Regions from separate parts of the Homo sapiens genome. Here region 1 is linked to region 2. Evidence: chromatin loops called from intact Hi-C (ENCODE). Cell type or tissue: Calu3. All regions are shown on one strand. Each heading gives the region's core, and the rest is flanking DNA. Links, peaks and the distances in the headings are about the cores only.

Region 1 (8,336 bases), core at 51-8,050, 170 kb after region 2:
GAATAATTGATTCTGATTATACCAGAGAAATTCAATTAGTTATTAGTTCCTCAACTCCGTGTCTGCTTCCTCAGGAGAAGGAATTGCTCAGTTATTACTATTACCTTACACCAAGCTAGGAAGTAGTACAGTAAAAAGAACAGGAGGCTTTGGTAGTACAGATCCAGCAGGAAAGGCTGTCTATTGGGTTAATCAAGTGTCTGACAAAAGACCTATTTGTACAATAACCATTCAAGGTAAAGACTTTGAATGATTAGTAGACATTGGAGCTGATGTCTCTATTATTGCTTTAAATCAATGGCCCCGAAATGGCCCAAAGAAAAGGCTTCAGTGGGTATTGTTGGCATAGAGACTGCCTCAGAAGTTTTTCAAAGTTCTTTAATTTTGCCATGCCAAGGGTTGGATGGCCAAGAAGGGACAATTCAACCCATTTACACCTATTCCTGTCAATCTATAGGGTAGAGTCTTATTACAATGATGGGTTGCTGAAATATCTATTCCTGTGGATCAGTATAGTAATAACAGTAAAGAAATGATGAGAAAAATGGGATATCTCCTGGGGAAAGTACTAGGAAAAAATGAAAATGGCCAACCAGAACCTTTAGAATTAAAAGGGCACACAGATCGAACTGGATTAGGGTATCATTTTTAGGAGAGGCCATTGCTGAGCCTCTGGCTCCCATTCCTCTTGTTTGGTTAGCTGCCAAACCAGTTTGGGTAGAGCAGTGGCTGCTGAAACAGGAAAAACTGGAGGCTTTAAAAGAATTGGTGCAGGAACAATTGCAAAAGGGACACATAGAGCCTACTTTCTCTCCTTGTAATTCTCTTGTGCTTGTTATTAAGAAAAAATCAGGTAAATGGAAAATGTTAACAGCTTTAAGGGCTATTAATGCTGTAATTCAACCCACGGGCATGCTGCAACCAGAGCTGGCTTCCCCAACTATGATTCCTAGATACTGGCCTCTCATAGTGATAGATTTAAAAGATTGCTTCTTTACTATTCCTTTAGCTACCCAAGATTATGAAAAATTTGCTTTTACTGTTCCTGCTGTAAATAACAAAGAACTAGTGGACAGATACCATTGGAAAGTATTACCAGAAAGCATGTTAAGTAGCCCAACTCTTTGTCAAACTTATGTCAGACAAGCTATTAAGCCAGTTAGAGAACAATTTTTAAAATGTGATAGTATCCATTACATGGATATTTTATGTGCAGCTGAAACTAGGGAGGAATTAATGTTATGCTACAAACAATTAGAAAAGGCTGTAATGGCAATAGGGTTAATCATAGCCCCTGATAAAATCCAAACTTCTACCCCCTTTCAATATTTAGTAGTGAAGGTAGAATAAAGTTATATTAAGCCTCAAAAGGTTCAAATTCGAAGAGATAATTTAAAAACTCTAAATGGTTTTCAAAAATTTTTAGGAGATATTAATTGGATTCATCCCACATTAGGCATTTCTACTTATGGTATGTCTCACCTCTTTGCTACCTTACAAGGTGATTCTGAGCTTAATAGTAAACGCTCTGTATCCAAAGAAGCATTAGAAGAACTTCAATTAATTGAAGAAAAAGCACAGGTGAAACGAATTGACCCTACACAGCCATTACAGTTTTTAGTTTTTCCCACTAAACGTTCACCTACAGGAGTTATTGTTCAACAGAATGATCTGGTTGAGTGGCTTTTTCTACTTCACAATGCAACTAAAACGCTCACCCTGTACTTAGATCAAATTGCTTTACTAGTAGGACAAGCAAGGCTGCACACAACAGAGTTAATGGGATATGATCCAAATCGGATTATAGTTTCATTAAACAAACAACAAATTCAGCAAGCTTATATTAATTCCCAGGAATGGCAAGTTAATTTGGCTGGTTTTATTGGTGTTCTTGATAGACATTATCCTAAATTCAAAATATTCCAGTTTCTTAAGTTAACATCATGGATATTGCCTTCCATTACTCAAAAAGCCCCTATTGAAGGGGCCATTACTGTTTTTACTGACGGGTTTGGTAATGGAAAAGACTCATTTGTAGGACCTCAACAACAAGTTTTTCAAACTGGCTTCACATCTGCTCAATGGGCTGAACTTATGGCTGTAATTATGGTGTTAAAAACCTTTAAACAGCCAGTTAATATTGTTTCTGATTCAGCTTATGTGATACAAGCCACACAAAATATTGAATGTGCTTTAATTCACAATGTGACTGATGAACAACTTAATCTTTTATTTCATTCTTTATAGCAAGCAGTACAACAAAGACACTCCCCTTTCTATATCACTCACATAAGAGCACACGTTAACCTCCCAGGCCCTTTGACTAAACTTAATCAAAGGGCAGATGCACTGGTTTCTGCAGCTTTTGATGATGCACAGACAATCCATTCTTTAGCCCATCTTAATGCCACAGGTCTGAGAAAAATATATAATTTATCATGGAAACAGGCTAAGGAAACTGCTCTGCCTGTCAAGTTTTACATCTACCACATCAAGGAGCAGGAGTTAACCCTAAAGGTTTATCTCCAAATTCCATCTGGCAGATGGATGTAACACATGTTCCCGCCTTTGGAAAATTGTCTTTTGTTCATGTTTCAGTAGATACTTATTCACATTTTATCTGGGCCACATGTCAAACAGGGAAGCTACAGCTCATGTTAAAAGACATCTTTTATCTTGCTTTGCAGTTATGGGAATTCCAAAAAAAATAAAAACTGATAATGGCCCAGGGTATTGCAGTAAAGCCATGACTGCATTTTTTCAGCAGTGGAATATTACTTATACTACAGGAATTCCATGAAACTCACAAGGACAAGCAATAGTTGAAAGAGCTAATCATACCTTAAAAACTCAAATACAAAAACAAAAAGGGGGAAATCAGACATATAAATCCCCACATATGCAATTACACTTAGCTTTATTTTAAATTTACAAAAAGATCAACCCATGACTGCAGCTGAACAACATCTGACAGGACAAAAGGAAAATAAAAGGCTGGACAAGATATATGGTGGAGGGATGCACATACAAAAAGGTGGGAAAAAGGAAAAATAATTACATGGGGAAGAGGATTTGCTTTTGTCTCTCCAGGTGACAATCAGTTGTCTGTGGGTGCCCACCAAACATCTGAAGATCCATCATGAGCCACACCAGGAAGAGAGGACCCTGGGAAGAGCCAGAGCTCCCTATACAAGTGATGGCATGAATGAACATCTCAGAGACAAAGAAAAAGACTGTGAATACTCGCCAGGTGGATCTTCCAACATGGGGCCAAGTCAAACTGGCACAGATGGCAGAGGCCAACCTCAGAGCACAGAACAAACCAAAAACAACTAGTAAGTTAAAGGTGGCCATGCTGGCAGTACTGTCTGTGGCAGACCTTTTGGATTCAAAGTTGTGTCCAGCCACCTTTTATGTTAGCAATAGGAAATGTTATTCTTGACATAAATACCCATTCTATCACATGCCCCGAATGTCACTTGTTTAGTTGCATTAACTCAACCTTTGATAAAAATCAAACTTTCTTGTTAATTAGAGCCAGAGAAGGAGTTTGGATCCCTGTGTCTCTAAATAGACCACGGGATGCATCACCATCCATTCATATTGTAACTGAGATTCTTAAAAACCTGTTATCCCATTCAAAAAGATTCACAGTTGCTCTTGTATTTGCTATAATTGGCCTCATTGCTGTTACCACTACTGCTGCAGTAGCTGGTGTGGCTTTACACTCATCTGTGCAGACTGTTGAATTTGTTGATAAATGGCAAAAGAATTCTACGAAATTATGGAACTCTCAGGCCCAAATAGATCAAAAGATAGTCAAATCAGTGATCTCTGTCAGACAGTAATTTGGATGGGGGATCACATCCTAAGTTTAGAAACTAGAATTCAAATGCGTTGTGTTTGGAATATATCCGATTTTTGCATTACTCCTCATAGTTACAATGAGACAGAACACCAATGGGAAAGAATTAAACGCCATCTAGAGGGCAGAGAGGAAAATCTCACCTTCAATATTGTAAAACTGAAAGAGCAGGTTTTTGAAGCCTCTCAGGCTCACTTGGCCCTGCCCCCTGGCACTGATATTTTAAACAAGGCAGCTGATGAGTTGTCTGCAATCTATCCTCTTAAATGGATTAAGACCATTGGAAACTCTACACTTGTAAACTTTGTTCTAGTAACTGTGTGGTTGTGCTGTCTCCTTTTAGTCTGCAGATGTGGAAGCTGCCTCTGGACAGGAAGCCCCTGTAGAGAACAAGCAATGATAGCTGTGGCAGTTTTGCAAAAATAAAAGGGAGACATGTTGGTAGAAGAGCTGAGGCAGGACTAGCTTGTCTGTCATAATGTAAAAGAGTCTTGGAACATGTCCTGGGTCCAGGGTCTAAACCCCCTCATGGCCTTTGGAACACCAAGCTCTGTGCCAAAGGGTGGAAGGCTGCCCTGTGGCACCACAATCTAAGCTCAGGGCATAAAACCCCTTGTGGCTTTGATGGAATCCAGGGCTCAGACCATAAAACCCCTCGTGGCCTTTTGAATGTGCACCGACTTGCTGGCTCCTTGCTTCTTGCTCTCCCAGAATCGTAAATTGATTGTATCTTGAGTTGGAAGAACATGTTCTCCATTATCTCACGTAGCAGAGCATGTTCCATGTACTTCAAAGAAAATGCTAAACCGTCACAGCTACGCTTGATGCACCACTACCTTTCTACCCCCACATCCGCACGTCCTCACCACCTGCTTCTTTGTTTGATCACCAATAAATAGTGTGGGCTCCCAGAGCTCAGGGCCTTCACTGCCTCCATACTAGCGTTGGCCCCCTGGACCAACCTTATGCACTCTTAGCCTTTTCTCATTCCTTTGACTCTGCCAGACTTTGTAGCCACCATGGCCTGGTGTTGGGTCTGATCACCTGTAGGGAAAAGAAAAAGAGATCAGATTGTCACTGTGTCTATGTAGAAAGGAAAGCCATAAGAGACTCCATTTTGAAAAAGAGCTGTACTTTAAACAGTTGCTTTGCTGAGATGTTGTTAATTTGTAGTTTTGTCCCAGCCACTTTGCCCCAGCCACTTTGACCCAACCACTTTGATCCAATCTGGAGCTCACAAAAACATGTGTTGTATGAAATCAAGGTTTAAGGGATCTAGGGTTGTGCAGGACGTGCCTTATTAACAAAGTGTTTACTAGCAGTATACTTGGTAAAAGTCATTGCTATTCTCTAGTCTCAATAAACCAGGGGCACAATACACTGCGGAAAGCCGCAGGGACCTCTGCCCTTGAAAGTTGGGTATTGTCCAAAGTTTCTCTCCATGTGATAGTCTGAAATATGGCCTCATGGGATGAGAAAGACCTGACTGTCCCCCAGCCTGACTCCCATAAAGGGTCTGTGCCGAGGTGGATTAGTAAAAGAGGAAAGCCTCTTGCAGTTGAGATAGAGGAAGGCCACTGTCTCCTGCCTGCCCCTGGGAACTGAATGTCTCGGTATAAAACCCGATTGTACATTTGTTCAATTCTGAGATAGGAGAAAAACTGTCCTATGGTGAGAGGTGAGACATGTTTGCAGCAATGCTGCCTTGTTATTCTTTACTCCGCTGAGATGTTTGGGTGGAGAGAAACATAAATCTGGCCTACGTGCACATCCAGGCATAGTACCTTCCCTTGAACTTGATTATGACATAGATTCTTTTGCTCACATGTTTTTTGCTGACCTTCTCCTTATTATCACCCTGCTCTCCTACTACATGCCTTTTTGCTGAAATAATGAAAATAATAATCAATAAAAACTGAGGGAACTCAGAGACCGGTGCTGGTGCAGGTCCTTGGTGTGCTGAGTGCCGGTCCCCTGGGCCCACTGTTGTTTCTCTATACTTTGTCTCTGTCTTATTTCTTTTTATTATCACCCTGCTCTCCTACTACATTCCTTTTTGCTGAAATAATGAAAATAATAATCAATAAAAACTGAGGGAACTCAGAGACCAGTGCTGGTGCAGGTCCTTGGTGTGCTGAGTGCCGGTCCCCTGGGCCCACTGTTGTTTCTCTATACTTTGTCTCTGTCTTATTTCTTTTCTCAGTCTCTCGTCCTCCCCGACGAGAAATACCCACAGGTGTGGAGGGGCAGGCCACCCCTTCAATCACCCCAGCAGATGGCTTCACCAGATATAGGATTTAGCATTGACAGATCTTTTCTTTCAGCAGTAAAAACTGTTGTTCCTCATTCACGCCTGCAGCAGAGCTGTCCAGCATCCACATGCCCCCTCCACCTGGGCCTGATAATGCTGGTGACCCCACCCATTCCAGTGGCAGAGCCACCATGTGCCTGCTTGCCCCCTTCCCCCTTGTGCTCAAGGACTTGCCCACCCAGCAGCCTCTGCCCCAAGAAAAGACATGCCATATCCCCCCAAAACACCTACAATCTAGGCCACTCAGGCATTTGCAGACACTGCTGACATTGAACACAGTAGAAGAAGTCTTACAGAGACTACACTACTGTGCCCACTCAGAACCAAAGCCAAAACACCCTATCCAATCAACATTATAGGATACATCTGCAGGAAAAATGCTTTCTCTATGAAAGCTACTCCATAAAATAAGAGAGCAACCATTCCATGAAATATGCAGACACCAATGTAGAAACATGAAAAGACACACGAAAAAGTAAGGAAACATGACACCTTAAAAGGAACACAATTCTCTCTCTAGTAGCAGACCCCTAAGAAAAGAAAATCTACAAAATGCATGAAAAGTAATTCAAAATAATGATCTCACAGAAACTCAGCAAGAAACAATGCAATATAAAGAGACAATTCAACAAAACCAGAAAAACAATTCCTAATATGGAGAAATTCAACAAAGAGATAGATGTCATAAAGTGAACAAAAGTCTCATAACTGAAGAATTCAATTAATGAAATAGACATACAATCAAGAACTTCAACAATAGACTAGACTAAGCATGAGAAATAATTCCTGACTTTGAAGAAGACAGATCTTTTGAAATAACCTTCTCAGACAAAAAAATAAGTTTTAAAAATGAAAAAAGCCTATGGGACTTATGGAACAAGAGTAGGCTAATAAATATTCACTTTATGGAAGGTCAAGAAGATGAAGACATGGAAAAAGGGATAGAAAACCCATTTATGGAAATAATAACTGAAAACTTCTCAAGTCTAGGGAGAGATATGAACATCCAGATACAAGAAGCTCAAATATCTCCAAATAGATTCAATACAAAAAGGTCCTCTCCAAGGTACATTATAGTCACATTGTCAGAAGTCAAAGAGAAATAGAAACTTCTAGAAACAGCAAAAGTATTGAGTAATATATAAAGGAATGTCAATAAGACTAACAGTAGATTTTTCATCAGAAACTTTGCAGTCCGGGAGAGAATGGCATGATATGTTCAAAGTGCTGAAGGAAAAAAACCTGGCCAGCAAGAATATTATAGCCAGCAAATCTGTCCTTCAGAAATGAAGGAGAAATAGTCTTTTCTAGACAAGCAAACCTTGATCATCATACTAGCTCAGCCCTACAAGAAATGCTTAAGGGAGTCCTACATCTAGAAGTGAAAGGATCTTAACCACCATGATAAAATCTCACAAAAGAATAAAAATCACTAGGAAATCAGGGCTTGGTGATTTATTGAATGTGGGACGAGCAAAAGAAAGGGTGGAACAAAGGACTATGGCTGGACTACTGCCCTGGCCAAAGTGGCTGGTTCTGAGAAGGAGCACAGGGGAATGAGGAAGAAAGGACTGAGAGGGGAAGGATCATGTTGACATGTTAATATGAGCTGCCCATGGGGGGTGGAAATGTCCAGGAGGAAGTTAGATGGTGGATGCACACGTCTGAAGCTTTAAGGAGAGAAAACCTTCCTAGAATTCTCTTTACTTATCAGAAAAGACCCCAAAGCTAACAACACTTTGTAATCTCATGAGAAATGGCCAAAAGAATTAGAGCTTGACCCCAATTGTGGCTTTCCTCACAGGACTTCTCCCCGTTGGTTCCAGCAGTTTCCATGGTCCCAGGCCAGGGCTGGGACCCTGCACAGCCCCCTGGCGAAATAAGGCTGGGAAAGAACAATCACTTTGTGGGAAACTTGGAGGTTCAGGGGACTGCTGTTTGAAGGTGGTGGAGGGTGATAGAGTTAACTCAACACTGTGATCATGTGACTGGGTTGTAATGTGACTATGGGGAAACCACCCAACCTCTCTGGTCCATGGTTTCCCCATCTGTGCTGCAGGGCGGCTGGCTTGCAGGATAGTTCCTAAGAAGCATCCTCCTCATCAGCTCTCTAACTCTAAGCTTTAACTTTGATTAGACTTTTGCTGGAATTTCTCTGGC
Region 2 (8,336 bases), core at 110-8,109:
TCTCCCAACGGGGTCATCTTTTAGTTATTGATTTGTAGGAATTCTTTAGCCCTTTCTAAATTTCTCTGTGGAGGCACAGTTTACACAGTAATGCGCTTAGTGTTGAGGTGATGGGTTTTGATAAATGTGTGTGTGTGCCTGGAACCCAGACGCATCAGGATGCCAACTTCCGTCACCCCACAGACATCCTGCATACCCTTTCCCACTTTATCCCTGACTCTCAACCTTGAGGCAACCACTGCTGAGATTCTTTCCTTCATAGGTTTTGTTCATTCTAGAATGTAATATAAGTGGAACACACAACGTCCTCTCTTTCGTCTCCAGTTTCTGCTCAGCACAGTGTTTTTGAGGCATATCCAGGGTTTGTTTGTTCCATTATTAGATAGTTTCCAGATGATCTGGAAATGTGTTATTTAGTTTCCAAATGTTCAGAGATTTTCTGGAGACATTTCACTGTTGTTCACTTCTATTTTAATTCCCTTGAGATTAGAGAACATACTTTGTTTTAAATTTGAGATTTATTTTATGGCCTAGAATATGGGTCTATCTTGGTAATTGATCTGTGTTCTCCCAAAAGAATGTGCATTTTGTGTTATTGGGTGGCACATCTTGTAGATGTCAATCAGGTAAGCTGGTTAATAGTGATGTTCAATCTTTATTGAAATCTGTGGTTCTAATTGTGGATTTGTCTCTTTCTCCTTGATGTTATATTGTTTTTGCTTCATGTATTTTTAGGTGGTTATTAGGTGCATACCTACTTAGGATGATTTTGTCCCTCTAAAGAATTAACCCCTTAATAGTTATGCAATGATTTGCTTTATGCCTGGTAATATTTGTTGTTTTAAAATCTACTTTGTCTGATATTAACTGCAGCTTTCTTTAAATAGTGCATGATATACCTTTTACCATTATTTTACTTTAAACCTACTTCTGTCTTTCTTTTTAAATTGTGCTTCTTGTAGGCAGCCTATAGTTGGGTCTTGCATTTTTATTCAGTCTGATAATCTCTGTCTTTTATTTGTGGTATTTAACCATTTACATTTAATGTGATTACTAATATGATTACACTTATTATCTACCACATTACTATTTGTTTACTATTTATCCTGTCTGATTTTTGTTCCCGTTGTCATCTTTTACTTCCCTTTTTCTGATTACATTTTATCTCCTTTGCTGACTATGACCTGTAACTCCTTCTTTTGTTACTTTAGTGGTTGTTTTAGGGTTAGTGTATTCCTTTAACTTGTCATCCTCTACCTTCAAGTGATATGTTATTTCTTCACGTATATTTTACAAGCTGTACAATAGTGTACTTCCGTTTCTCTCCTACTGGCCTTTGTGCTACTGTGGTCATGCATTTTATGTTCATGTGTTATAAATTCCACGATAAATTGTTATTATTTTTGTTTATACAGATACTTATCTTTTAAATAATAAGGAAAAGTGATGTGCATTTATTCCTATTGGCATTCATTGTGCTCTTTATTTCTTTTTATAGATCCTTATTTCCACTTGGCATCATTTGCCTTTTACCTGGAGGGTTTCTCTAAATATTTTTTGTAATGCTCATGATATATTCCTTCATCTTTTGGTCTGCTCATGATATATTCCTTCATCTTTTGTATGTATGAACAATTCTTCATTTAACTTTTGTTTTTGAAAGATATTTTTGGCCTGGTGTGGTAGCTCATGCCAGTAATCCCAGCACTTTGGGAGGATGACGTGGGTGGATCATCTGAGGTCAGGAATTCTAGACCAGCCTGGCCAACATGGGGAAACCCCGTCTCTACTAAAAATACAAAAAATTAGCCAGGCATGGTGGTGTGCGCCTGTAATCCCAGCTACTCGGGAGGCTGAGGCAGGAGAATATCTTGAACCCGGGAAGCAGAGGTTGCAGTGAGCCGAGATCTCGCCACTGCACTCCAGCGTTGGTGACAGGGCGAGTCTCCATCTCAAAAAAAAAAAAAAAAAAAAAAAGATATTTTTCCTGTGTACAGAATTCTAGATTGACAGTTTTTTTTTCTTACAGTCTTTAAAACTTTTGGTTCCACTGTTCTCTTGCTTGCATTACTTCTCTTGAGACAATGGCTGCTTTTAAGATTTTCCCTTGATCACTGGTACTGAGCAATTTAATTATGATGTGCCTCCGTGTAGTTTTCTTTATGTTTCTTATCTTGAGATTCAATGAGCAACTTGGACTTAGGAGTTTGTAGTTTCCTTCAAAGTTAGAAAAATTTTGGCCATTAGTTTTTCAAATATCTTTGCTCTCTCTTCTTCTTTGTTGATTCAGTTACATGTATATTAATCTGCTTGGAGTCATCCAACAGTTGTCACTGATACTCTGTTTCACTTAAAACATTATTCTCTTCTCTCTTTTTCATTTTTTGGTAGTTTCTGCTGCTGTGCCTTGAATTTATCTTTGCTTCTGCAATTTCTAATCAGATGGTTTGTTGTTGTTGTTGTTGTTGTTTTGTGATGGAGTCTTGCCCTGTATTCCAGGCTGGAGTGCAGTGGTGCAATCTCGGCTCAGTGACAGCTAACCTCCCGGGTTCAAGCAATTCTCCTGGCTCAGCCTCCCAAGTAGCTGGGATTACAGGTGCCTGCCACCACACCCAGCTCATTTTTGTAATTTTAGTAGACACAGGGTTTCACCGTGTTGGCCAGGCTGGTCTCGAACTCCTAATCTTAGGTGATCTGCCCACCTTGGCCTCCCAATGTGCTGGGATTACAGGTGTGAGCCACCACACCTGGCCCCAATTTCATTGATATTTTCAAAGAACTAGCTTTTGGTTTTGTTGATTTTCTCTATTGCCATTTTTGTTTTCTATTTTATTGATTTCTGCTCTGATCTTTATTATTTATTTTGATCACTTTCTGCTTAATTTGTTATTACATTTCTAGTTTCTTAGGGTGGAAACTGAGGTAACTGATTTAAGACCTTTCTTTTCTTATAGGTGTTTGGTGCTATACATTTTCCTCTAAGTACTGCATTAGTAAAATCCAGTAATTTTTTGATATGTTGTGTTTATTTTCATTTCAAAACATTTACTAACTTCTGTTTTGATTTCTTCTTTGACGATGGGTTATTTAGAACTGTATTTTTCCCAAATATCAAAATATTTCCCATAAATCATTTTCTTCTGTTGATTTCTCTTTTTAATTACTGTGGGCGAGAAGCCATCCAGGTGCTGAGGCAAGAGACTAAGGGCACGAGCTATTCCAGTGTAATGAAGAAAATATATAGAATAAGAATAGTTATACTAGAAATAGATTATAGATATGATGATATATGAATATTATTAATCATTAGTTTGTAGCAATTACTCTTTATTCCAATATTATAATAATCCTCGCTCTACTATTATAACCTAGGAAAAACCAGGCCATACAGAGATAGGAGCTGAGGGGACACGGTGAGAAGCGACCAGAAGACAAGAGTGTGAGCCTCTGTCACGCCCGGACAGGGCCACTAGAGGGCTCCTTGGTCTAGCAGTAACACCAGCGTCTGGGAAGACAACTGTTACTTGGCTGACCTTGGTCTAGTGGTAGCGTCAGTGCCTAGGGAAGGCACCCGTTACTTAGCAGACCGGGAAAGGGAGTCTCCTTTTCCACAGAGGAGTTGGAGAAGACTCTACTCCACCACCTCTTGTGGAGGGCCTGACATCAGTCAAACCCACCTGCAGCCATCCGGAGGCCTGACCGTCTCCCTGTGATGCTGTGCTTCAGCGGTCACGCTCCTGGTCTGCTTTCATGTTCCACCCTGTACACCTGGCTCTGCCTTCTAGATAGCAGTAGCAGAATTAGTGAAAATACTAAAAGTCTTTGAAATGCATAGAAGAAAGAATGGCATAAGCTGCCCTCTCTCTCTCTCCGCCTCAGCCACCTGTCCAGTGGACATGTGACTCATGTGACCTTATCAATCATTGGAGGTGACTCACACTCCTTACCCTGCCCCTTTGTCTTGTATCCAATAAATAACAGCACAGCCAGGCATTCGGGGCCACTACCGGTCTCCATGTCTTGGTGGTAGTGGTTCCCCGGGCCCAGCTATTTTTTCGTCTATCTCTTTGTCTTGTGTCTTTATCTCTAAGATCTCTCGTCTCTGCACATGAGGAGAAAAACCCACAGACCCTGTAGGACTGGTCCCTGCAAATTACTGTGTATTACTTTCAATTCTTTTAAGTTTGAGACACATTTCTCGGCCTAGAATATGGGTCTGTCGGGGTAAATGTTGCATGTGCACTTGAAAAGAATGCGTACCCTGCTGTTTTTGGATGGAGTGTTCTGTAAACATCAGTTAGGCCAAGGTGGCGGTGCCGTTCCTGCCTTCCATACCCTTCTGACTTGTTGCTTGTTCTGCCTCCTTGGATCTTGTAAGTGCAGCAGTTTCGAGTCTGTCTGTTGGTGTCTGATGCCTGCTCTTCCCACCGTCTCTAGGCCTGGTTATCTTCCGCTGTGTGCTGAGCACTGTGCTTAGAGACTTACTTGAGGGACTGATGAGAGCTTGCTTTGATGCAACCTTGAGTATTTTTGCTTGTTTTTACTTTTTCTGGACACATGGTGGCGGTAGTTGTCTAGAACCACGTGACTCAATTCAGTCTACACTTGATGTTCCAACTGAAGCTTCAGGGTTGTCCTGGACCCAGGGGCTGGGGCTTGTCGGGTTTATCCTCATTCCTCGGGGGCATAGATGTGGGTTTCCAGGGCCACTGTGTTGGGAGGACTTGGAGGAACTGGCATGGGGCCCGAGTGCTGGGCTTGCCTCCCTGGTGCCCATTGGCTCCTGCCCCCAGCCCAGCAGCTCCTCACTCACATCTACCCCCGGCTGCTTTTAAGAAGATCAGACGCATCCTGTTGTCCTCCAGGAAAGGGAGGCTCTGAATTAGTAAGTTGTTTTCTCTGGACATGTGGAACTCTCTCCTGCTTAGATATTGGATCTACTGGGCTAATTGTAAAACATACTTAATCTCCATTTTCCATATCACATTTTGGTTTAACTTTCTGAGTGATTTCTTCCAGTCCTTCTTGAGTTTATTTCTGGCATCCTATTTCCAATTTGTGGGTTATCTGTCTTTCTTTCTCTGACTCTGTCTTTCCTTTCTTTTCTCGTAGTGTTCTATTGTTTCAAGGGTGCAAACTGCATGTTCTGATGTCCGTGAGGATATTCACGGATTTCACCGCCCTCTGTCTCCGTGTCTTCCAGCCTCTTCTCATTCTCTCAGCCTCTGTCTATCTCCCCTGTTAGGGGCTCTCGTCTGATGTCTGGTGACTGTTGGCTGTCAGCCCACACTGGAGAGATCCAAAATGCTGACCAGGCCGTGGCAGAGTCATCTGGCTGGCGGAGGCCCTGCCTCGCCTGCCAGCATCACGCAGATTCCTGAGAGGAACATCTTCCGGGGTCCTGCCTGGAGGTGTCAGTGGCTGCCATCTACCGTCTAGGGATCTGGTGGGGCTGGGGTCTCTCTGTTTAGTACGGGGGCCTTCGGGCAATTCCCTGATGTCTGTCCCTCTGCTCTCAGAGGTCTGGGTGTGTCCAAGTCCGGGCCCCCTGCCTTTCCCTGGCTCACAGAGGAGGTCTGGGTGTGTCCAAGTCTGGCCCCCCTGGCTTTCCCTGGCTCACTGTCTTCAGAGTTCTACTGGGGTCAGGGCTGGCTTTGCCACCTTCTGAAAATCCCTACCTTCAGCCCCACCGGCATGTTGCTTTCAGAGCACCTGGCTGTTTCCTCCCTCTGTTCCTGCCCTGTCTCCACTGCAGACAAAGGCATCCCAGAGAGACCCCCAGGCCATGCACCACCCCGGGGCAGCCGGGTCACCCTGGGCTTGGACGGCCCTGGCATCTGTCCTTGTGACTGTGTGTCTGTGCCTATGAGCTCTGCATGCAGGGGCCCCACGGCCTGCAGGCTTTCGGTCAGCACGAGGCCCACGCCACATGGCCGGGCCAATACCTGAGTGTGGAAAGAGGCCTCATGCCTCAGCCTCTGTGTGTTTCTACTTTGGTCCCGAGAGTGAAGCTCAGGACTCGCAAGTGTCCACTGCACAGGGTGAACATCCCAGATTTTTACAACCTTGCCAGCAGGACTGACAGTCATTACTGAAACAGTTGTTGCAGATACATGTGATTCTGACCTACACGCAGGCTGTGTCAGCAGCTCCCAGCTGTGGGTCCCCATGACACCTGAAGGTCACCATAGAAGACACATGGAGCCACACAGCTCCGCCAGCCTGGAGCCACTGCGTTCGAAGGGGAACCGGAGGCTCCTGCACCTGGTCTACTGCCCTCCCTCTCCTCACAGCCTCTTAGGAGGAGCAGGGGACAGATTCCTCCGGGAGGCCAAGGCTGTAGCCCCCGTCGGCCCTGCATGCTGGGCTGTATTCAGCATGGGCAGCCTCGTCCGGTCTCCGAACCTGGCCTTCTGCAGATGCCCGCCCTGCAGTGGGATTGAAGGATATTTGCCTGGAAGAGTGGCTCAGCCTCTCCAGGGTCTCCTTATGTTATGGTCTGGGGGAAGGTTAGGGAGGGATGCAGGGAGGGACCTAAGGATGGGGCACCGGGTGTGAATCCCTGTGGGGAACCCCAGTGCCTGGGACAGGGTCCATGAGTGCCTGGGTCAGTGTCTGTTGTGGTCTGGGTCAGCGTCCATTGAGGTCTGGGTTGGGGTCCATCAGTGTCTGGGTCAGCGTCCATCAGGGTCCAGGTCAGGGTACATCAGGGTCTAGGTTGGGGTCCATTGGGGTCTAGGTCTGGGTCCATCGGGGTCTAGGTTGGGGTCCATTGGGGTCTAGGTCGGGGTCCATCGGTGTCTGGGTCAGCGTCCATGGAGGTCTGGGTCGGGGTCCATCGGTGTCTGGGTCAGCGTCTGTCGGGGTCTGGGTCGGGGTCCATCGGTGTCTGGGTCAGCGTCTGTCGGGGTCTGGGTCGGGGTCCATCGGTGTCTGGGTCAGCGTCTGTCGGGGTCTGGGTCGGGGTCCATCGGTGTCTGGGTCAGCGTCTGTCGGGGTCTGGGTCGGGGTCCATCGGTGTCTGGGTCAGCGTCTGTCGGGGTCTGGGTCAGGGTCCGACGGGGCTGTGAGCTCAGGTTCCAGCCGCCCTTACCCACTGGTTCCCAACAGAGCCGGGGGCCAGCCGTCCATGGAGACTGGGTCATGGTGGGCAGTGGGTGACCCAGCAGCTTGGTTTTTGTTTGGTAACATTCTTGGCCACCTGAGTCCTTTGTCCTATTTTCCTATTTCTCCTCCTCCTCGCCCTGTTTTAAAGTAAATCTACTCGTGTGCACTGTGGTTGGGCTTTTCCTGCTTATCTGCACCCTAAGTGCCTCAGGTGAGCCCTCCATGCATCCTCCACTTAACCTCAAGGTGAAGCTCAGCCAGTTTGGTAAACAAGCTGGGTAATTTTGTGAACGCATTTGGGCCGGGGACGGCTGACAACGAACCACCGCAGAGCTGAGCTTGGGGCGTGGCAGGCGGTGTGTTGGGGGGTCCCTCCAGCCCTGGGCCATGGGGGCCTTGGAGGCTGGCCAGCTAGTAGATGCTATGAGGGGCGGCTGCTCTGCCCACCCTGCCACTCCCCAAGGACGTCCCTGGACCAAGAACCCTGCAGGATGGACTTGGGAGGGCAGCCCCCACCCTCAGCCTGCACTGCTCGTCCACCGCCTCCCCTGCCTCTGTGCCTGGGCTGCCCAGACCCTCTGTGCCTTTCCCTCCCCAGCCGGCTCAGTGCCTATGTGAGGCCAGCAGAAATGTGCAGTTTTGTTCTGAAAAGACTATGGGGGCAGCAGAGCTCCTCAGAGTGTGGGCTCTGGGACAGGGGCTGGAAGTCAAATCCCGGACCCACCCTTGGTTTGTGACCTCGGACCTGTGGATTGGGAGGGGTCAGGAGTCTCTGCGGTGCCGGCCGCTGTGCTGGTCCCCCATGGATGAGCTCGCTCTGGGGCTTTGGGCGTCCGTCGGGGGTGGCGTGAAGCTGTGCACCAGGAGGTTTCGGGCCAGATCTTAGTGAAGTCAGACCCAGTGTGGCCGAAGCCCTCACCTTTGCACATCCCCCGTCTCTGATGCTGCCATCTCCCCGGTGAGCTGGGCCCCTCACTGCCCATGGCTCCTGTGACTCATGACCACTGACTTCCTCTCAGAGCTGCCACTCAGCAGCTGTGGGGCTTGAGGTGCCCCTCTGCCTCTTCCGGTCCCAGGTTCCCTCTCTGGAAGATGCAGCCAGCGTTGCCTTATCTGATAGAATTTGAGGCAGGATCTGCAGCGGAGTCCTCGAGTCCTTGTCACATAGGTATGTGGAGCACCCTGTGCTCTGCTGCCGTGGGGCTGTGGGGTGTGGGGGACCCCAGCTG

Evidence for each region. A loop is a pair of places that touch in the nucleus more often than their neighbours do. Peaks named below come from ENCODE experiments on the same cell type or tissue, not always from the same donor. Only the 100,000 strongest peaks of a DNase experiment are listed, where the experiment ranks them.
Region 1: it touches region 2 in a loop (28-fold over the local background); 10 of 110 quality-filtered maps call a loop at or near these places.

What each region holds. Positions count from the first base shown.
Region 1 is chr10:133,605,054-133,613,389 of GRCh38, forward strand. No RefSeq gene overlaps it. Among named protein-coding and RNA genes, the nearest start is that of FRG2B, 18 kb to the right of the region's middle. In Calu3, for the core only: a CTCF peak has its summit at 3,960 (motif pointing left); no DNase peak of the experiment used is centred there.
Region 2 is chr10:133,434,459-133,442,794 of GRCh38, forward strand. No RefSeq gene overlaps it. Among named protein-coding and RNA genes, the nearest start is that of SPRN, 14 kb to the left of the region's middle. RefSeq lists an enhancer at 3,386-3,435. In Calu3, for the core only: no CTCF peak of the experiment used is centred there; a DNase peak (open chromatin) is centred at 3,503.